Regions from separate parts of the Homo sapiens genome. Here region 2 is linked to region 1. Evidence: chromatin loops called from intact Hi-C (ENCODE). Cell type or tissue: IMR-90. All regions are shown on one strand. Each heading gives the region's core, and the rest is flanking DNA. Links, peaks and the distances in the headings are about the cores only.

Evidence for each region. Hi-C counts contacts between places; a loop is a spot of excess contacts. Peaks named below come from ENCODE experiments on the same cell type or tissue, not always from the same donor. Only the 100,000 strongest peaks of a DNase experiment are listed, where the experiment ranks them.
Region 2: a loop joins it to region 1, with 2.8 times the contacts of the local background. A loop is called at or near these places in 4 of 110 quality-filtered maps.

What each region holds. Positions count from the first base shown.
Region 1 is chr1:154,131,667-154,142,600 of GRCh38, reverse strand. It overlaps NUP210L (nucleoporin 210 like), which reads left to right. Exons shown (of 40, transcript NM_207308.3): 4 at 1,077-1,170; 5 at 2,649-2,799; 6 at 4,363-4,495; 7 at 6,629-6,787. Among named protein-coding and RNA genes, the nearest start is that of NUP210L, 18 kb to the left of the region's middle. In IMR-90, for the core only: no CTCF peak of the experiment used is centred there; no DNase peak of the experiment used is centred there.
Region 2 is chr1:154,009,044-154,019,977 of GRCh38, reverse strand. NUP210L (nucleoporin 210 like) reads left to right here. Exons shown (of 40, transcript NM_207308.3): 33 at 909-1,045; 34 at 7,608-7,734; 35 at 9,857-10,006. Among named protein-coding and RNA genes, the nearest start is that of RPS27, 24 kb to the right of the region's middle. In IMR-90, for the core only: no CTCF peak of the experiment used is centred there; a DNase peak (open chromatin) is centred at 5,277.

The sequences.
Region 1 (10,934 bases), core at 1,203-9,202:
TTCTTAGATACCCAAATCTACCACTGAGCTTCTGTTGATGGGCCCTAGATCAACAATGAAGAACACTTTTTGGAATTTATTGCTAGCTCTGTTTGATCAATCCACTTTCTATAGACCAGGAGAATTAAATGTAAATCTGTAAAAAAGTTACAATCTTGATCTAATCTTTAATGCTTTTAATACTGTATACTATATTAATGCTATAATGAGGTATTAAAAAACACTTAGGTAGTAAAAAAAAAATTTAGGTGGGACGTGGTGGCTCATGCTTCTAATTCTAGCACTTTGGGAGGCCGAGGTTGAAGTATCCTGTGAGGCCAAGTTTCCCATGGTTAATTAAAAAAAAATTATAATGTATTGCCACTTTCTTTGTTAATTACATGAGTGATTTGTTTTTTTAATCTGAAAAATGAACTATTCGGGAATTCTGGAAGCTTTTTTTTTTTTTTGGATACAGAGTCTGTCACTCAGGCTGGAGTGCGGTGACACAAGCATGGCTCACTGCAGCCTTGACCTCCCAGGCTCAAGCAATCCTCCTACCTCAACCTCCTGAGTAGCTAGGACTACAGGTGCAGGCCACCATACCTGGCTAAGTTTTTATTTTACAGACCAGGTGTCACTATGTTGCCCAGGTTGGTCTCAAACTCCTGGGTTCCAGCGATCCTCCTGCCTTGGCCTCCCAAAGTGCTGGGATTACAGGTACAAGCTATTGCACCGGGCCTGGAAAGTTTTTACAAAAATTTGTGTGGAGGGGACCAGGATTAAGGATGCTTTGTCAACCATGAGGTGGCCTTTATGTAGAAAGGAACAGGAGCATGGCATAATTATTGTCAACCAGAAGTTAATCAGCTTGAGCCCTTTTTACTTTCAGACAGCTTGTGCAGCAACATCATTTATTGTTTGTGTAGGGAACTTTCTCATATATATGTTTTAATTCATTAATGATAGTGCTTTCTATTTCTTAATGAAAGAGGCTTCAAAGTAATTTTCTAGTTAGGTTTCCCTTTCTTGTTGTAAATACCTGAATATTTTTAAATACGTGATCCTATCTTGTCTGCTTTTGGCTTGCTCTACAGGAAATACTTTTAGTAGTTTGGCAGGGATGATGTTTGAGTGGAGCATTGCCCAGGACAACGAGTCAGCAAGAGAAGAACTGTCTAGCAAAATTAGGTAAACTTGAAACCAAACATAAATCATCTGACTATGAAGAAGACATCTGCCATTAAGCGGCATGCTGAACAAGCAACCATTTGTGTGGACTTTGATGACCCTGCTATCTACTTTTTTGAAACTGATAAATTACTGAGAGAAATGTCTTTGATAGAATGAAATATGACATAGATGTAGGTACCTTTATGATCGCTTAATCTGAGTTATTATGGAGGAGTTCATGGGCTAAGTACTACACAATTATTTGAGCCAGGTATATCTTCTGGAAATTCTTTTTGTTCAAGCTACCTGCACATGCTGGAGTAGAGGGAGAAGGATGATAGTATGAAATTTTGTCTTCAGTACCAAGGAGTAGATCTCAGATCCAAGTTTTACTCCCACCACAATTTTAGCCAGAGGCTCATAAATCCCTTTCTTTTTTTTTTTTTTTTTTCTTCGAGATGGAGTCTTGCTCTGTCTCCCAGGCTGGAGTGCAGTGGCGTGATCTTGGCTCACTGCAACCTCTGCCTCCCGGGTTCACGCCATTCTCCTGCCTCAGCCTCCTAAGTAGCTAGGACTACAGGAGCCCGCCACCACGCCCAGCTAATTTTTTTTGTTGTTGTTGTATTTTTAGTAGAGAACAGGGTTTCACTCTGTTAGCCAGGATGTTCTCAATCTCCTGACCTCCTGATCTGCCCACTTTGGCCTCCCAAAGTGCTGGGATTACGGCGTGAGCCACCGTGTCTGGCCTTTTCTTTTTCTTTTCTTTTTCTGTTTTTTTTTTTGAGATGGAGTCTTGCTCTGTCACTCAGGCTGGAGTGCAGTGACACGATCTCGGCTCACTACAGCCTCCACCTCCTGGGTTCAAGCGATTCTCCTGCCTCAGTCTCCTGAGTAGCTGGGACTACAGGTGCCTGCCACCACGCCCAGCTAATTTTTGTATTTTTAGTGGAGATGGGGTTTCGCCATATTGGCCAGGGTGGTCTCAAACTCCTGACCTCAAGTGATCCACCCGCCTCTGCCTCCCAAAGTGCTGGGATTATAGGCGTGAGCCACTGCGCCTTGCCTTTATCTTTTTCTTTTTCTTTTTTTTTTTTTTTTGAGACGGAGTCTTGCTCTGTCACCCAGGCTGGAGTGCAGTGGCACAATCTTGGCTCACTGCAACCTCCATCTCCTGGGTTCAAGTGATTCTCCTGTCTCAGCTTCCCAAGTAGCTGGAATTACAGGCACATGCCACCACGCCCGGCTAATTTTTGTATTTTTAGTAGAGATGGAGTTTTGCCATGTTGGCCTGGCTGGTCTCAAATTCCTGACCTCAAGTGATGTGCCCGCCTTGGCCTCCCAAAGTGCTAGGATTACAGGCGTGAGCTACCATGCCCAGTCAAAAGTGTTTTACATTCTATAGACATTGAAGAAACTATGTTTAAAGTCTCTTAGGGACTTTTGGAAGAACCCTTCGTTTAATTCTGCTAGAAACACATTTTATTTTATGTCTTTAGGATTCTTAAATACTCCGAAGCAGAATATGCTCCCCCAATATATATAGCTGAGATGGAAAAAGAGGAGAAACAAGGAGATGTGATTTTAGTGTCTGGGATTAGAACTGGTGCTGCTGTTGTAAAAGTTCGAATTCATGAACCATTCTATAAGGTAAAAAGTTTGTGTGCTATAAATTTTCCTTACTTGTTTTTTCAAGATATGGTCTAACTCTGTTGCCCAGGTACTACAAGAATGCACTACCCGCCCTGTTTTTTTTTTTTTTTTGTTTGTTTGTTTGTTTTTGTAGAGACAGACAGGGTTTCACCAGGTTGCCCAGGCTGGTCTCAAACTTCTGAGCTCAAGCAGTCTGCCTGCCCCAGTCTCCTAAAGTGCTGGGATTACAGGCGTGAGCCCACACAACTGGCCAGTGTTATAAATTTTTCATTTAATAGTCTTGCCTATGGAAAATATAGTTTTTTATGTTTATCTATAGTAGAAGCCCTCTAGTCTGATGTGATTTGGGCCAATAGTTGGTCATTTAATTGAAAAAGTTATTTGAAGTAGGTAAGCATTAAACAATTATCTTAAACATTTTATTGCCTGATTACAATTACAAATGTGACTGGCATTTTCTCTTAAAATATATAACTACATTTTATTCACCAATCCTTGATGTAGGTGCAAGGCCTTTCTTTGACCATGAGTTCACTGATTTGAAATCTACATACACTTTCTCCAATAAACTACAGTTTCTAATTTCTTCCTTTTTTGGGGTGGGGGGGTTTCAAGTGATTCTTGTGCCTCAGCCTCCCGAATATCTGGGATTACAGGTGTGTGTCACCATGCCCAACTAATTTTTGTATTTTTAGTAGAAACAGAGTTTCACCATGATGGCCAGGCTGGTTTCAAACTTCTGGCCTCAAGTGATCCACCTGTCTCGGCCTCCTAAAGTGCTAGGATTACAGGCGTGAGCCACCACACCCGGCCCTAATTTCTAGTCAAGTAAAAATTTAGATGCAGGAAGAATTTGTGTGCAAAAATTTATATTTTAAAGGATTTTCCCTAATATTTTACATTTCTCACTTATACCTAATTGATAGTATATATTAGCAGCTTGCCTTTAACTTTTTTTGACACATTTAAATTTTTAATAGAAATAACAGTTCTCTTTTCACATGTATAGTTTTTGTTTTAATGTGATTATAATTATAAGCACAACTTGCATAAATAGGTTTGGGAAAAACAAATGTTTTTTGGTAAGCATTTAATTCAATGGCAAGAACATGAGTGTGTGGACCTCCTAGAGAGAAGCCTACCAACCTTGCATTGGGTAAATCTTCATAAAAATCAATGTGTTCAACAGAGAGTGGAAAGTAACTTAATCTGGCAAGTCAGTTAATTGGAGGTTGGCTAAAAGAATTTCTGTGTTCTACAATTGAGTCTTACCTTTTCTCATTTCAGCATACTTGACTTTTTATTTACCTACTTTTTTTCTTTTAGAAGACTTTTTTGTTCTAAGTCTGAGTATCTTAGAAAGTTAATAAGGTATTAAGATTCATAATCACTTTTTAAGGCTAGCTGAAATTATGACTTGTGATTAGGAAAGCTTTTAAAAAAATCTTTATAAAAAATTTTAAAAGAAGTTTAAAAGAAGTAAGCTTTTAACAAGAAAGATGACTGTGAGGGTTCCGTCCATGGAAACTGTTTTTTTTTTTCCTTCCCTCCCTCTTTTAGAAAGTGGCAGCAGCCTTAATACGTCTGCTTGTTTTGGAGAATATATTTCTTATACCATCCCATGATATTTATCTCTTAGTAGGAACATATATTAAATACCAAGTTGCAAAAATGGTTCAAGGGAGAGTGACAGGTAAGGTGATTTATTTTTTCTCCTATGACTCACATTTCCCAAATCTTTTCTGCTGACAAGATCAGCAACTCCACATTACATATGAAAAATACTTGTGTTTTTAGATTTTGTGGTAAAGTGTTAATTGCTGTACTTAACTAATATTAGACAGAAATAGCCCCATATCTTGAACATATTAATGGCATAGTTAGGCTGCTTAGCTTCGGTGCCAATAGGCATCTGAATTCTCTATTAAAACAACAACTAGCCAGGCATGGTGGCTCTCGCTTGTAATTCCAGCTACTCTGGAAGCTGAGGCAGGAAGATTGCTTGAGGCCAGAAGTTGGAGACCAATCTAGGCAACAGAGCAAGATCCCCATATCTTTATTATTTTTTTATTTTTATTTTTTTGAGATGGGGGTCTCACTCTGTTGCCCAGGTTGTAGTACAGTGGCATGATCATGGCTCATTGCAACATTGAACTCCTGTGCTCAAGTGATCCTCCCACCTCAGCCTCCTGAATGGCTGGAACTACAGGTTCCTGCCACCATATCAAGCTCTTTTTTTTTTTTTTTCTAGATGTAGTCTCTCTCTGTCACCCAGGCTGGAGTGCAGTGGCATGATCTCGGCTCACTGCAACCTCCACCTCTGGGTTCAAGCAGTTCTCCTGCCTCAGCCTCCCGAGTAGCTGGGATTACAGGTGTGCACCACCATGCCCAGCTAATTTTTTGTATTTTTAGTAGAGACGGGGTTTCACCATGCTGGCCAGGCTGGTCTCAAACTCCTGGCCTCATGATCCATCTGCCTCAGCCTCCCAAAGTGCTGGGATTACAGGCGTGAGCCATCACTCCCGGCCTCTTTTTTTTGTTAGAAATGGGATCTCATTATGTTACCCAGGCTGGTCTTGAACTCCTTGTCCCAAGTGATTCTCCCACCTTGGCCTCCCTCCCAAAGGGCTGAGATTATAGGTGTGAGCTACTGTGCCAAGCTGAGACCTCATCTCTAAAAATAACTAAATAAATAAAACAATTAAAGCTTTACTAGCTTTTGAAGGGCAAGTTAAGACACTTTACCAGAAGGGACCTGAATGAGCATTGCAATGATCTTTGCAAAAGTTGTTTCTTGAGAAACTCAATTCATCGACTGAAAGCTTAATATTCTGTTGATACTAAAAGTTACATTGAGCTTTTTTTTTTTTTTTTTTTTTGAGATGGATTCTCACTCTGTCGCCCAGGCTGGAGTGCAGTGGCATGATCTCGGCTCACTGCAACCTCTGCCTCCCAGGTTCAAACGATTCTCCTGCCGCAGCCTCCCGAGTAGCTGGGATTACAGGAGCCCGCCACTACGCCCAGCTAATTTTTTGCATTTTTAGTAGAGATGGGGTTTCACCATGTTGCCCAGGCTGGTCTCGAACTCCTGACCTCGTGGTTCACCCACCTCGGCTTCCCACGGTGCTGGGATTACAGGCGTGAACCACCGCACCTGGCCTAAAAGTTACATTGAGCTTTTAAAGTATGTATTGGCTCCATTAACGTTAATCTTTTTCTTACTAATGATGACCCCTCCTGCTACTCAGTTCACTAGTTTTTAAGAATACAAGCAAAACCAATTCTTTCTTTCTCTCTCTCTCTGTATATATATATTTTTAATTTTTATTTATTTATTTATTTATTTTGAGACGGAGTTATGCTTTGTCGCCCAGGCTAGAGTGCAATGGTTTGATCTCAGCTCACTGCAACCTCCACCTCCCAGGTTCAAGCGATTCTCCTGCATCAGCCTCCCGAGTAGCTGGGATTACAGGCACACGCCATCACGCCCGGCTAATTTTGGTATTTTTAGTAGAGACGGGGTTTCACCATGTTGGCCAGGCTGGTCTCGAACTCCTAACTTCAGGTGATCCACCCGCCTTGGCCTCCCAAAGTGCTGGGATTACAGGCGGAGCCACCACACCCAGCCTCCAGCAATATATTTTAACTCATATACTCCCCCCAAATGGTTACATGTAGAAATTCATCATAGCAGGAAAAACATTAGAAGCAGATCATACTCTTATTTTATGTCTGCTTCCTGATCATTCCTTTATGATCAAGAATACATCATTATCTACTGGAATGGCTGCTGTCATTACATTTATGTATCTTTCATGTCTTACAGAGGTGAAATTTCCCCTGGAACATTATATACTGGAATTGCAAGACCATAGAGTTGCACTTAACGGGTCTCATTCTGAGAAAGTGGCTATACTGGATGACAAAACAGCCATGGTGACTGCCTCACAACTGGGCCAGACTAATCTTGTCTTTGTCCATAAAAGTATCCTTTTGTTCAAGTTTTAGCTGCCAGTCTACACTTCCTTGAGCATCCTAGACATGTTCTTTGGTAAAATAATTTATTAAGAATGATTATGGCCGGGCGCGGTGGCTCACGCCTGTAATTCCAGCACTTTGGGAGGCCGAGGCGGGCTGATCACAAGGTCAGGAGATCGAGACCATCCTGGCTAACACGGTGAAACCCTGACTCTACTAAAAATACTAAAAATTAGCCAGGCGTGGTGGCGGGCGCCTGTAGTCCCAGCTACTCGGGAGGCTGAGGCAGGAGAATGGTGTGAACCCGGGAGGCAGAGGTTGCAGTGAGCCAAAATCGTGCCACTGCACTCCAACCTGGGCGGCACAGCGAGACTCCGTCTCAAAAAAAAAAAAAAGATTATAATACTACTACAGTGTTTTCCTATAGGTTTTATTTTTAATAAAGAATTATAAGTTATTACTGTCATAATTTCTAGCAGAGTAAGTAGAGAAAAGGAGTATAGTTGGAACTTGGGATCTACTAACTTCAATGCTTATTTGCAACCTCAATCAAATTGTAATTAGGGAAATAAAAAAACTGTAATTAGGGGAATGGGGAAAACGGAGTTTGGAAGAACATGTGAGAATTTTATTTAATTCTCTTTTCTATTTGTACATGATAATTGAGAAAATATGCTATTGTCTCCAGTAGATGTTTAACTAATATTTTTATTGTGTTGAGAGCAATTTTTAAAAATTCACTAAACCTGCTATGCAAGGATTGAACAAAGAAAGGTACACAGAGGCCGGGCGTGGTGGCTCACGCATGTAATCCCAGCACTTTGGGAGGCCGAGGCCGGCTGATCACCTGAGGTCGGGAGTTTGAGAACAGCTTGACCAACATGAAGAAACCCCGTCTCTACTAAAAATACAAAAATTAGCCGGGCGTGGTGGTGCATGCCTGTAATCCCAGCTACTCGGGAGGCTGAGGCAGGAGAATCGCTTGAACCCCCGGGAAGTGGAGGTTGCGGTGAGCCAAGATCGCACCACTGCACTCCAGCCTGGGCAACAAGAGCAAAACTCCATCTTTTTTTTTTTTTTTTTTTTGAGACGGAGTCTCGCTGTCGCCCAGGCCGGAGTGCAGTGGCGCAATCTCGGCTCACTGCAGGCTCCGCCCCCGGGGTTCACGCCGTTCTCCTGCCTCAGCCTCCCGAGTAGCTGGGACTACAGGCGCCCGTCACCTCGCCCAGCTAATTTTTTGTATTTTTAGTAGAGACGGGGTTTCACTGTGTTAGCCAGGATGGTCTCGATCTCCTGACCTTGTGATCTGCCCGCCTCGGCCTCCCAAAGTGCTGGGATTACAGGCGTGAGCCACCGCGCCCGGCCTGAAACTCCATCTCAAAAAAAAAAAAAAAAAAGGTACACGGAGATCTGTAATAGTCAATGAAAACAGAAGAGAATGAAGATTTAAATTCTCAGAAAATTGAAATATGATTTGGACTCCATCTCTCTGTGTTTTATTTGGTATTTTTTTTGAATATTTTAATCTGAAAGAAATTCATTCAGCAAATATCTATTATATTTCTACTATATGCTCAACATTGTTCTAAGCTCTGGGTATACAAATTGCCATTTTGTCCAGTATAGTTAGATTCTTAAAATATTATTATTATTATTATTATTTTTTTTTTGAGGTGGAGTTTTGCTCTTGTTGCCCAAGCTGGAGTGCAGTGGCGCGATTTCTGCTCACTCCCACCTCCGCCTCCCAGGTTCGAGTTATTCTCCTGCCTCGGCCTCCTAAGCAGCTGGGATTACAGGTGTGCGCCACCATGCCCGGCTAATTTTTGTATTTTTAGTAGAGATGGGGTTTCACCATGTTGGCCAGGCTGGACTTGAACTCCTGACCTCAGATGATCCACCCACTTCGGCCTTCCACAGTGCTGGGATTACAGGCATGAGCCACTGTGCCTGGCCAAAAAATTATTATTTTTGTAGAGACAGGGTCTCACTCTGTTGCCCAGGCTGGAGTGCAGTGGTGCAATCTTGGCTCTTGGCTCACTGCAACCTGTAAACTCCAGGCTCAAGTGATCCTCCCAGCTCAGCCTCCCAAGTAGCTGGGACCACAGGCACGTGCCACCACGCCCAGCTAATTTTTGTATTTTTTTATAGACACAAGGTCTCGCCATGTTGCCCACACTGCTCTTGAACTCCTGGACTCAAGCGATTCACCTGCCTTGGCCTCCCAAAGTGCTAGGATTCCAGGCATGAGCCACCACACCCAGCCAGATTTTTTTTTTTTTTTTTAGAGATAGAGTCTCACTCTGATGCCCAGGTTAGAGTGCAGAGGCATGATCATAACTCATAGTAGCCTTGAGCAATCCTCCCACCTCAGCCTTCTGAGTAGCTGGGACTATAGGCATACACCACCGTGCCATACTAATTGTGTCTTTTTTTGTAGAGATGTCTTGCTAGGCTGAGTAGGCTGGATGAACTACTGGCCTTAAATGAACCTCCTGCCTAGGCCTCCCAAAGTGCTTGGATTACAGGTGTGATCCACCACACCCAGTCTTTACCTAGCATAGTTAGAAAAGTCCTCTCTGATGAGGCGACACTGGCACAATAAGCCATGTGGATAATTGGTGAAAGACTTCTAGGGAAAGGAAAGAGCAATGGCAAAGGTTCTGAAGTAGGAACATATTTGGCATGATTAAAGAAGAGTAAGGAAGACAGTGAAGCTAAAGTGCAGTGAATCAGGAAATAGTAGAAGTAATAGAGTAGGGGAGGGGCAGATTAGGTAGGGCCTAGTAGGCTTACTCTGAATAAGAATGTCTCTACTTTGGGCACACTGTCTATAGCGTAGCCCTGCTCCAAAAGGAGCAGTACCTCTGCTACTCCACTTCAAGAAAAGTTGCCAACACCAAAAAAATTCTATCAGACTTGAAAGGTACAGTATTTCTTGTATAATATTGTTAGTTAGCAGCCTATATTATTTGTCTAACACACATTAAGGAGAGTTATTGATCCAATGTTGTTTGCTTTTTAGTCATTTTAAGGTACCTAGGACATTTTTCAACAAATACAATCATACCTACAAAATAAATTAAGTTATTCAATATTTATTGAGCCCCAACTGTGTGTCAGGAACTTCCCTGAATTCCCCAGGTGAACTTAAATGTTCTTTTTTTCCCCCATATTTTCAGTTCATATTGTTATTTTTTTCCAAAGTATCAAATATTAAAATACATTGTATTTGTCTGTTTATTTATCTTTTTTGAGGACATGGATGGTGACTATTCATAATATGTCCCAGCACCTGGCATAGAGTAGCTGGTGGAACTGTTCATGGAGATGGAGAATATAAGAGAAAGAGCAGTTTTAAGGAAAAAGATAGCGAGTTCAGTTTTTCACATGTTAAATTAAAACATCAAAACTGTGGGATAGATATCCAAGCAGAAATTTTCATTATGCCTCCGGAGGAGAAAGATTGAGGATCAAGATAGATCCTCAAGGATCAAGAAAGATTGAGGATCAAGATAGATATTTGAAAGTTAGTTTATAGATAGGTGATAGTTGGAGCTATTGTAGACAAAATCACCTAGGGAAATTATATACAGTGAGAGAATTTGGCCAAAGACAAAATTGTGTAATGCTAGCTTTTAAGGTTCGTATGGGAAAAGAGAACGTGTGAGGAGGATCTGAAGGAATGCTTAAAATGTAGTATTATAGAAAAACCAAGGATGGGCACAGTGGCTCATGCCTATAATCCCAGCACTTTGGGAGGCTGAGGCAGGTGGATCACTGGTCAGGAGTTTGAGACCAGCCTGGTCAACATGGAGAAACCCCATCTCTACTAATAATATAAAAATTAGCAGGGCGTGGTGATGCACGCCTGTAATCCCAGCTACTCGGGAGGAACTCCTGAGGCAGGAGAATCGCATGAACCTAGGAGGCAGAAGTTGCAGTGAGCCGAGATGGCACCACTGCACCCCAGCCTGGGCGACGGAGTGAAACTGAGTCTCAACTAAAGAAAAAAAGAAAAAAGAAAAAAAGAAAGAAAAACCAGAAAGAGGAGTTTCCTGATAACCAAATTAGGAATTTACAAAGAGGAGAAAACTGTTCAACAGGTCAAATCTGGTAGTGATGTCAAGATAAAGACTGAAAGGTTGTAGTAACTA
Region 2 (10,934 bases), core at 937-8,936, 120 kb after region 1:
AAGCAGAGTATTTTTTACCCTCTCTTTTTTTGTTTGTTTGTTTGTTTTTTTGAGACAGAGTTTCACTCTTATCACCCAGGCTGGAGTGCAATGGTGTGATCTCGGCTCACTTCAACCTCCACCTTCTGGGTTCAAGTGGTTCTACTGCCTCAGCCTCTCAAGTAGCTGGAACTAGAGGCATGCGCCACCACGCCTGGCTAATTTTTGTATTTTTAGTAGGATGGGGTTTCACCATGTTGGTCAGGCTGGTCTCGAACTCCTGACCTCAGGTGATCCTCCAGCCTCGGCCTCTCAAAGTGCTGGGATTACAGACATGAGCCACCGTGCCCGGCCTATTTTTTATTCTTTTTAGCTATATTTTTGACAGGATTGTCCCATAGTCTTCCAATCTGGAATTTTGGGAGGCTTCATCATGTGATGAAGGAAAGAGCCATATGCCAGGATCAGTAATCCTGCAGGCTAAGTACAAACTCTAACCCAGTATTTGGCATTCCTCGGCCATCTTTAGACTTAAGCCAAAATAAACAAATCCTTTCTCTTGCCATGGTCACTTTTTTGCAGTCTTCTTGCTGTCATCAATCAGTAGCTCAAAGCAAATTTGTCCTTAGTAGCTTCTAAACAAAATTTATTCAGAAAGTTATCCCTGTATGTAAAAAGAGCTTCTCTTTTTCCCAAGGAGAACAGTTACATTCTCCAACTACGTAGCTCTTCTTATGATTCTTTATTTTGCTGGCATGATATACGAAGAGGAACCTGACACTGAGAAAACAGTTATCTTCAAAGCTGGCTGTTTCTCCTGGGAAGAGATATCTGCATGCTTGAAAAATTTACTGATTTGGAGTATGAATAAGTCCAGAGTGATTTATATCAAAGGCTTCAGCCAAGTGTTTTCTCTTGTCTTTTCCTAGGTGAACCTGGGATATGGATGATTTCTGCCAACAATATTCTACAGACAGACATTGTCACTGGAGTAGGAGTGGCCAGGAGTCCGGGGACTGCAATGATTTTTCATGACATCCCAGGAGTAGTGAAAACATATCGAGAGGTAAACATAACTGTATCAGAGTTTAAGAGACTAGGGTGACTATTGCCACATATGAGGATATGCATAGAGAAAATACATCTTAGGAAAGGAAATACACTCATAAAACAGATATAAAGCCAGCCAGCAAACTTTACTGGAACACAAAGCTAAACAGTGTTCAGGATTCTTAACCAGCAGAATGACTACCTGTGTTTTAAGAGATCACAGTGGGTACTGGTTGGCACTAGACACTAGACACCAGGGTAGAAGTTGAAAGACCATTTGGGAGTCTACTGCGGTAATCCAGGTGACATATGTTGGCAGATCAGGGTGGTGACAGAGGAGGTGATAAGAAGTTGATCAGATTCTAGGTATATTTTATAGGTAGAGCCAATAGAGTTTCCTCACAGATTATATCTAGAACATAAGAAAATCCAGAATGATTCAGGTTTTTGGTTGAACAGCTGAAAGGACAGCATTACCGTCAACTGAAATGGGGAAGACTGTAGGTGGAACAGTCTTGGAGGGAAAAGCAGTCATCTTTGGATATGTAAAATTGGGTATGTCTATTAAATGTCAACTGGATATGTTGAGGTTGCTGGATATAAAAGTCTGGGAGTCATTGGAATAGAGATATTTAAGGCCATTAGATCACCAAAGAATGAATGTAAAATAGAAAAAAGGCCAGGCGCGGTGGCTCACATCTGTAATTCCAGCACTTTGGGAAGCCAAAGTGGGAGGATCACCTGAGGTCAGGAGTTCGAGAACAGCCTGGCCAACATGGTGAAACCCCATCACTACTAAAAATACAAAAATTAGCCGGGCCTGGTGGCTCACATCTGTAGTCCCAGCTACTCAGGAGGCTGAAGCACGAGAATCTCTTGAACCTGGGAGGTGGAGGTTGCAGTGAACTGACATCAAGCCACTGTACTCCAGCCTGGGCAACAGAGTGAGAGTCGCTCTCAAAAAAAAGAAAAAAAAAGAGAAAAAAGACCTAAGTACTAAGTTCTGGGAGCACTTCAATCTTAAGAGTTCTGATTGCCTTTTGATTAGTGGCAAATGGAAAAAGAAAGAAACAAAAGGGAAAAAGGGAGCTCTGAGAGAAGAACCAATAAGAAAGACTTATAAGAAACAACCAGGCTTAGTGCCGTGGCTCACGCCTCTAATCCCAGCACCTTGGGAGGCCAAGGCAGGTGGATCACAAGGTCAGAAGTTCGAGACCCAGCCTGACCAACATGGTGAAACCCCGTCTCTACTAAAAATACAAAAATTAGCTGGGCGTGGTGGCACACACCTGTAATCCCAGCTACTCAGGAGGCTGAGGTAGGAGAATCGCTTGAACCCAGGAGGCAGAGGTTGCAGTGAGCCAAGATCACACCACTGCACTCCAGCCGGGGCAACAGAGTAAGACTCTCTCAAAAAAAAAAAAAAAAAGAAAGAAAGAAACAACCAGTGAAATGGGAGGAAAATCTAGAGATATGTGTATCCTGGAAGGCAAATGAAGAAAGTATTTCAAGGAAAGAGGGAGTGATCAACCATCATTACTATTAATGGGTTAAGCTGAAAATTGAGAAATGACTGATGGTTTTTGCAGTATGGAGACTGGTGCTAGTGACTTTGTTGAGTAGCTTCAGCAAAGTGACCTGAGCCCCCCCCTTTTTTTTTTTTTGTTGGAGACAGAATCTTGCTCTATTGCCCAGGCTGGAGAGCAATGGTTTAATCTTGGCTCACTGCAACATCTGCCTCCTGAGTTCAAGCAATTCTCATGCCTCAGCCTCCTGAGTAGCTGGGATTACAGGCACGTGCCACTACCCCCAGCTAATTTTTGTATTTTTAGTAGAGACAGGGTTTCACCATGTTGGCCAGGCTGGTCTCGAACTACTGGCCTCATGTGATCTGCTCGCCTCCGCCTCCCAGATTGCTGGGATTATAGGCATGAGCTGCCACTGCGCCCAGGCTTTTTTGTGCGTGTTTTTTTGTTTTTTTTTGAGATGGAGTATCGCCCTGTTGCCCAGGCTGAAATGCAGTGGTGTGATCTCAGCTCACTGCAACCTCTGCTTCCTGGGCTCAAGCTATCCTCCCACTGCAGCCTCCCTAGTAGCTGGGACTACAGGTGCATGCCGCCATGCCCAGCTAATTTTTTTGTTTTGTTTTGTTTTGTTTTGTATTTTTGATAGAGATGGCATTTCACCATGTTGCCCATGCTGGTCTCGAACTCCTGAGCCCAAGTGATAGGCCTGCCTCGGCCTCCCAAAGTGCTGGGATTACAGGCGTGAGCCACTGTGCCCAGACAGAGTGACCTGAATGAATGTTTGATTGGAGAATTGGAGAAAAGGACTTGGAGACAGTGAATATAGAAAGCTCTTTTAAGGAGTTGGGGTTAAGAGTTTGTTTTGTGGATTTTTTTTTTTATGAGAGAAATAGTGGATTGGGAATGATTCAGTGGAAACAGAAAATTTGATGTAAGTCAGAGGATTGCTGGAGGGAGTAATATTCTTGAGTAGGTGAGATAGGTAAACAATAAAGGGATTTTTTTAATGAAATATTTTCTATTCCCTTCTTAAATATATGTAATGTCTCCTTCCTCTTTGCCCAAAGCACTTCTTTGATCCTCTTTTTTCATTCCTCAAACATGGTAGCTACAACTTTTTGTGTATCTACTATGGGCTTGGCACTTCTCATCTTTTTTTTTTCTTTTAAGAGACAGTGTCTCACTGTTGCCCAGGCTGGAATACAATGATGCAATCATGGCTCACTGCAGCCTCAAACTCCTGGTTTCAAGCCATCCTCCTGCCTCAGCCTCCAAAGTAGCAGGACCACAAGTGTGTGCCAGCATACCTGGCTAATTATTTTTATTTTTTTGCAGACACAGGGTCTCGCTATGTTGTCCAGGCTGGTCTCAAACTCCTAGATTCAGGTCATCTTTCTGCCTCAGCCTCCCAAAGTGCTAGGATTATAGGCATGAGCCACTGCACCTAGCCATCTATTTTTTTTATTTTTATTTATTTATTTATTTATTTATTTATTTATTTATTTATTTATTTATTGAGACAGGGTCTTGCTGTGTCACCCAGGCTGGAGTGCAGTGGTGTGATCTCAGATCACTCAGATCCACCTCCTAGGCTCAAGTGATCCTCCCACCTCAGTCTCCTGAGTAGCTGGGACCACAGGTGCACACCACCACACTCGGCTAATTCTGTGGGGTGTGTGTGTGTGTGTGTGTGTGTGTGTTTTGAGACAGAGTCTCACTCTGTTGCCCAAGCTGGAATGTAGTGGCGGAATCTCAGCTCACTGCAACTTTTGCCTCCTGGATTCAAGCAATTTTCCTACCTCAGCCTCCCATGTAGCTGGGATTACAGGCACCTGCCACCACACCCAGCTAATTTTTGTATTTTAGTAGTGACAGGGTTTCACCATGTTGGCCAGGCTTGTCTCGAACTCCTGACCTCAAGTGAGCTGCCCACCTCAGCCTCCCAAAGTGCTGAGATTACAGGCATGAGCCACTGTGCCCAGCCAATTTTTTGTGTTTTTGGATAGATGGGGTTTCACCCTGTTGCCCAGGCTGATCTCGAACTCCTGGGCTCAAGTGTTCTACCTGCCTCAGCCTCCCGAAGTGCTGGGATTACAGGTGTTTGCCACCACATCTAGCCCAGTCTTTTTTTTTTTTTTTTTTAACATCCAGTACACCTATCACTTTTAATTGTATCACTTTTAACTCTGCAAAATAAATATGTGGGGCATGGAGGGAGGGAGAGCATCAGGAAGAATAACTAATGGATGCTGGGCTTAATACCTGGGTGATAGGTTGATCTATGCAGCAAACCACCATGGCACACATTAACCTATGTAACAAACCTGCACATCCTGCACATGTACCCTGGAACTTAAAATAAAAGTTGAAGAAAAAAAAGTATTTTCCCAACTTTGTTTTATTTTATTTATTTATTTTTATAACAGAATCTCACTCTGTTGCCCAGGCTGGAGTGCAGTGGCACAATCTCTGGTAACTGCAACCTCCACCTTCCAGGTTCAAGCAATTCTCGTGCCTCAGCCTCCCAAGTAGCTAGGACTACAGGTGTGTGCCACCACACCCAGCTAATTTTTGTATTTTTAGTAGAGGCAGGGTTTTGCCATGTTGGCCAGGCTGGTGTCAAACTCCTGGCCTGAAATGATCTGCCTGCCTCAGCCTCCCAAAGCGCTGGGATTACAGATGTGAGTCACTGCACCCGGCCCCAACTTTATAGATGAGTAAGTTACTCAATATGTGTGCACATGGTATCTGGTGCCTTCTTTTGAGGAGCTCATAGTCTAGTGGTGACATAAACAATTACATACATGGCACAAATAATTACAATAGGCAAATAAAAGTACATGTTGTGCTTGAAGACTAATGAATAAATCAGGGCAACTTCAATACAAAATTAATAAGGGTAGAGAGGGAAAATTTGGATAACATCCAAAAAGAACTTGTATTATAAGCAGATAAGAGGTTCAAGGACAGAGGTAGCATGAAAAGAGTACTAGAAAAAGAGACTGAGAAGGGATTAGGAACCAGAAAAGCAAAGAGAAACAGTGTCATAGAAGGCAAAGGAGGAAATGGTTGTGGTGTTAGATGCTACAGGGAAGTCCAAAGGTCATTCCTATTCTAATTTGTGTACTTCATCGAATCCTCATTTAATATTCACTAATTAGCAGATACTCATTAAAGCCTATTAAGTGTCAGGCATTGTGCTGGCCTCCAGAAATACAAATATGAAAAAGACAAAATTCCTTTCTTTATTAAGCCATTAATGTAACTAACTTGGGTTTTAAGGTTCTTGAATTTAAAAAACCTGTGGTAATACTAAGGAGAATGTAGAGTATATTGCATTTAAATTTAAAATATTAAGGGCTGGGCATGGTGGCTCACACCTGTAATCCCAGCACTTTTAGAGGCCGAGGTCAGTGGATCCCTTGAGGTCAGGAGTTCGAGACCAGCCTGGCCAACATGGTGAAATCCCATCTCTACTAAAGATACAAAAATCAGCCAGGCATGGTGGCACGTGCCTGTAATCCCAACTACTTGGGAGGCTGAAGCAGGAGAACTGCTGGAACCCAGGACGCAGAGGCTGCAGTGAGCCGAAATTGCGCCAGTGCACTGTAGCCTGAGTGACAGAGCAAGACTCCGTCTCAAAACAAACAAACAAACAAACAAAAAAACTTACAATATAAGGCAGAATAGTACAAGTATTCTTGAGAAAAAACAATGTACTTTGAAGTTTCAGAAAAGATTGAGATTATGTGCAACTAGAGACAAAGAGAAAATGTCCTGAAGAAAGTTGCAGTTGTTTTTTTTGTGTGTTTTTTTTGTTTTTGTTTGTTTGTTTTGTTTTGTTTTTTTGAGATGGAGTCTCACTCTGTCGCCCAGGCTGGAGTACAATGGCACAATCTCAGCTCACTGCAGACTCCGCCTCCCGAGTTCAAGCAATTCTCCTGCCTCAGCCTCCCTGGTAGCTGGGATTACAGGCACGCTCCAACATGCCTGGCTAATTTTTGTATTTTTAGTAGAGGTGAGGTTTCGCCATGCTGGCCAGGCTGGTCTCAAACTCCTGACCTCAAGTGATCCACCCGCCTCAGCCTCCCAGAGTGCTGGGATTACAGGCATGAGCCACCGCACCTGGCCTCAAAGGCATTTTAATAGGGAGTCATACAAAGGGAAGATATGTCTGAAGGAATAATTGGACCCAAGACTTCCTTCTAGAAAAAATGTTATTTTGGGCTAGGCATGGTAGTTTATGCCTGTAATCTCAGCACTTTGGGAGGCCAAGGTGGAAGGATGGCTTGCGGCCAGGAGTTCTAGACCACCTGGGGCAACATAGTGAGACCCTGTCTTTTTTTTTTTTTGGAGTCTCGCTCTGAGCCACCGCGCCTGGCCAAGACCCCGTCTTTGTTTTTTTTTTTTTTTTTTGATTCAGAGTTTCACTCTTGTTGCCCAGGCTGGAGTGTAATGGCGCAATGTCGGCTCACTGCAACCTCTGCCTCCCAGGTTCAAGCGATTCTCCTGCGTCAGCCTCCTGAGTAGCTGGGATCACAGGCATGCACCACCAAGCCCGGCTAATTTTGTGTTTTTTTTAGTAGAGGCGGGGTTTCTCCATGTTGGTCAGGCCAGTCTGGAACTCCTGACCCCAGGTGAGCCGCCCGCCTCGGCCTCCCAGTGCTGGGATTACAGACGTGAGCCACCGCGCGCGGCTGACCCCGTCTTTTGTTGGTTAGGCATGGTGACACATACGTGTAGTCCCAGCTTCTCTAGAGGCTGAGGCAGGAGGATTGCTTGAGCCTAGGAATTTGAGGCTTCAGTCAGCCATGATCATGCCACTGCACTCCAGCCTGGGTGACAGAGCAAGACCCTGATTAAAAAAAAAAAAAAGTTATTTTGTCTTCAAAGGCAAACAGATTTTGTTGTTCTCAAATATGTGGTCATGAGATGGAATCTGTACTTGTGTGAAACAGATACTTTTGGTTAAATAAGTTATGAGGGGTGGATCTGGAAGGAGTCAGATTCTCTAGGAACTTAGGTGCAGATTTTCCTTTGATTTGCTGACAGGTGGTGGTCAATGCATCATCAAGATTAATGCTCAGTTATGACCTCAAGACTTATCTCACCAATACCCTCAATTCAACTGTATTCAAGCTCTTCATCACCACTGGCAGAAATGGTGTCAATCTTAAAGGTCAGGAATCTCTTCATGGTTTCAGTGATTGTTCCTATCTTTCTCGTTTTCCCTCAATTCATTTATCCCTTTGGATTAGTAATCCAGATTTTCTTTTTATTTCAAAACTGACTCCATCTTGACAAATAAATCATAGAGCTCTATGAGACCTCAGAAATTATGACTAGACTAAGGTTTTAAAATAGGCTCATCCTAGTCACTATTGTCTTTCTAGTTTTAAAAATACAAATTTTAGGCCGGGCGCGGTGGCTTACACCTATAATCCCAGCACTTTGGGAGGCCAAGGCAGGCAGATCACCTGAGGTCGGGAGTTCAAGACCAGCCTGACCAGGAGTTCAAGACCAGCCTGACCAACATGGTGAAACCCCATCTCTACTAAAAATACAAAAACTAGCTGGGTGTGGTGGCGTGTGCCTGTATCCCAGCTACTTGGAGGCTGAGGCAAGATAATTGCTTGAACCCGGGAAGCGGGGGTTAGAGTGAGCCGAGATCGCACCACTGGACTCCAGCCTAGGCGGCAGAGTGAGACTCCATCTCAAAAAAAAAAAAAAAAAAAAAAAAAAACTTAAGATAATTTTAGTACTCTGGAGTGGTGGCTCATGCCTGTAATCCCAATTATTTAGGAGGCTGTGGTGGGAGGATCGCTTGAGGCCAGGAGTTTGAGACCAGCCTGGGCAACAAAGCAAGACCCCATCTCTCAGAAAAAAAAAAAAAATAGAGATGGCCAGGCGCGGTGGCTCACACCTGTAATCCCAGCACTTTGGGAAGCCGAGGCGGATGGATCATGAGGTCAGGAGTTCGAGACCAGCCTGGCTAAGATGGTGAAACCCTGTCTCTACTAAAAATACAAAAATTAGCCGGGTGCAGTGGCGGGTGCCTGTAATCCCAGCTACTCGGGAGGCTGAGGCAGGAGAATTGCTTGAACCCAGGAGACAGAGGTTGCAGTGAGCTGAGATTGTGCCACTGCACTCTGGCCTGGGCGACAAAGCAAGACTCCATCTCAAAAAAAAAAAAAAAAAATCTAGCCACCGTGCCTGGCCAACAGACTGACGTTTTATTCCCCAGAATCTTTCTAAAATCACTACTTATTTTATTGAGAAACCTCATGCATCAGTCCCTTTGATTTTGCTGAAGATTTTTCAAGAATGCCACTCATTGCAGCTGACCCAATGATAACAACAGTCCACTTCTTGCTGTCTATATGATTCCTCTTAAGGCACCACTTGTGATGAAGTTCTAGGGATTTGGGGCTTGAATTATATTGTAATTGTATTACAACATTGTATATGAAAAACAAATTCTCTTAGACCTAAAAGCTACCTCCCAACTGTACTGCTTTATTTTTATTTATTTATTTATTTATTTATTTATTTGAGACGGAGTTTCGCTCTTGTTGCCAAGGCTGGAGTGCAATGGCGCAATCTCGGCTCACTGCAACTTCTGCCTCCTGAGTTCAAGCAATTCTCCTGCCTCAGCCTCCCGAGTAGCTGGGATTACAGGCATGAGCCACCACCCCCAGCTAATTTTGTATTTTTAGTAGAGACGGGGTTTCTCCATGTTGGTCAGGCTGGTCTCGAACTCCCAACCTCAGGTGATCCGCCTGCCTCGGCCTCCCAAAGTGCTGGGATTACAGGTGTGAGCCACCGCGCCTGGCCTATTTTTAATAGATTTCTAACTTCCCTGTAATCTATCTTACTCCCACTGACGCCAGGCGTGGTGGGAGACACCTGTAATCCCAACTACTGGGGAGACTGAGGCAGGAAGAATTGCCTGAACCGGGAGATGGAAGTTGCAGTGAGCCAAAATCACACCACTGCACTCCAGACTGGGCGACAGAGCAAGACTTCATCTCAAAGATTTTTCAAAAAAAATCTTTGAAAAAAGACACTACCTATGTATGACATTGATAATGGAAGCCCCACTGTAGTCATTCACAAATTAGAATGCGAGGGTCTCACACTATTCTTTCACCTTGATTGAAGCAGAGGTGGGCAAACCAGCCATAACTGACCCTCTTTCTTGCTTATTTTTTTTATGCTTCAAAATTGCCTCCATATAATGGTCTCTCTTTTTACAAATTCTTGTTAGTGACAAAGCTATTTACCTCTTTTCTGCTTTTCAGGATTCTGTACCCCAAACCAGGCCTTGGCCATTACAAAAGTACTTCTTCCAGCGACCCTCATGCTGTGCCATGTACAGTTCAGTAATACTTTGCTAGACATTCCAGCAAGTAAAGTCTTTCAGGTCCATTCAGATTTCAGTATGGAGAAAGGTAAGTTACACCAGTTGAATCTGGTTTCCCCATTCTGTTTATCTATTTGTATAATTGTCCCATTCTTATTGGATTGCATTTATATCTGTAGTTTCATCTGATATATAACTGTGGAATCTTTGTCAGGCAACATTTTTGTTCAACCCGTTCAACTCTTTTTTCTTTTTTTTTTTTTTTTTGAGACTGGGTCTTGCTGTGTTGCCTAAGGCTGGAGTGAAATGGTGTGATCATAGCTCACTGTAACCTTAAACTCCTAGACTCAAGCAATCCCCCTGCCTCAGCCTCCTGAGTAGCTAGGACTACAGGCACATGCCATCATGCCTTTTTTTTTTTTTTTTTTTTTTTTTAAGAGCAACGTGATCTTCCTATATTGCCCAGGCTGGTCTCAAACTCCTGGCCTCAAGCAATCCTCCTGCCTCAGCCTCCCAAAGTGCTGGAATTACAGGTGTTAAGCCACTGCCCCCAGCCCTATTCAAATAAGTTTTAACACATGCCTCCTAGAATATCCTGTGCTTTTCTATTATAATTTACTATTTTCTTGCTAGTCCCCATTCACTCTGTGAGGCTCTGCATTGTGTCTCATTTATCTTTCATTCCCAGCATGTAGCACAGTGTTTGGATGTTTTGTTGAATTGAAAGATATTCCAAATAAAAGAATAGGATTAACAAGTGGAAAGTGGAAATAGGCATGATGTTAGGATGACTTTATGTAAATCAGCTTATCTAAAAATGAAAGGATTCATATCAAATGTAAGGTATAGGGCCAGGCGCAGTGGCTCACACCTGTAATCCCAGTACTTTGGGAGGCCGAGGCAGGTGGATCACCTGAGGTCAGGGCTTCGGAGACCAGCCTGGCCAACATGATGAAACCCCATCTCTACTAAAAATACAAAAATTAGCCAGGCGTGGTGGGAGGCACCTGTAATCC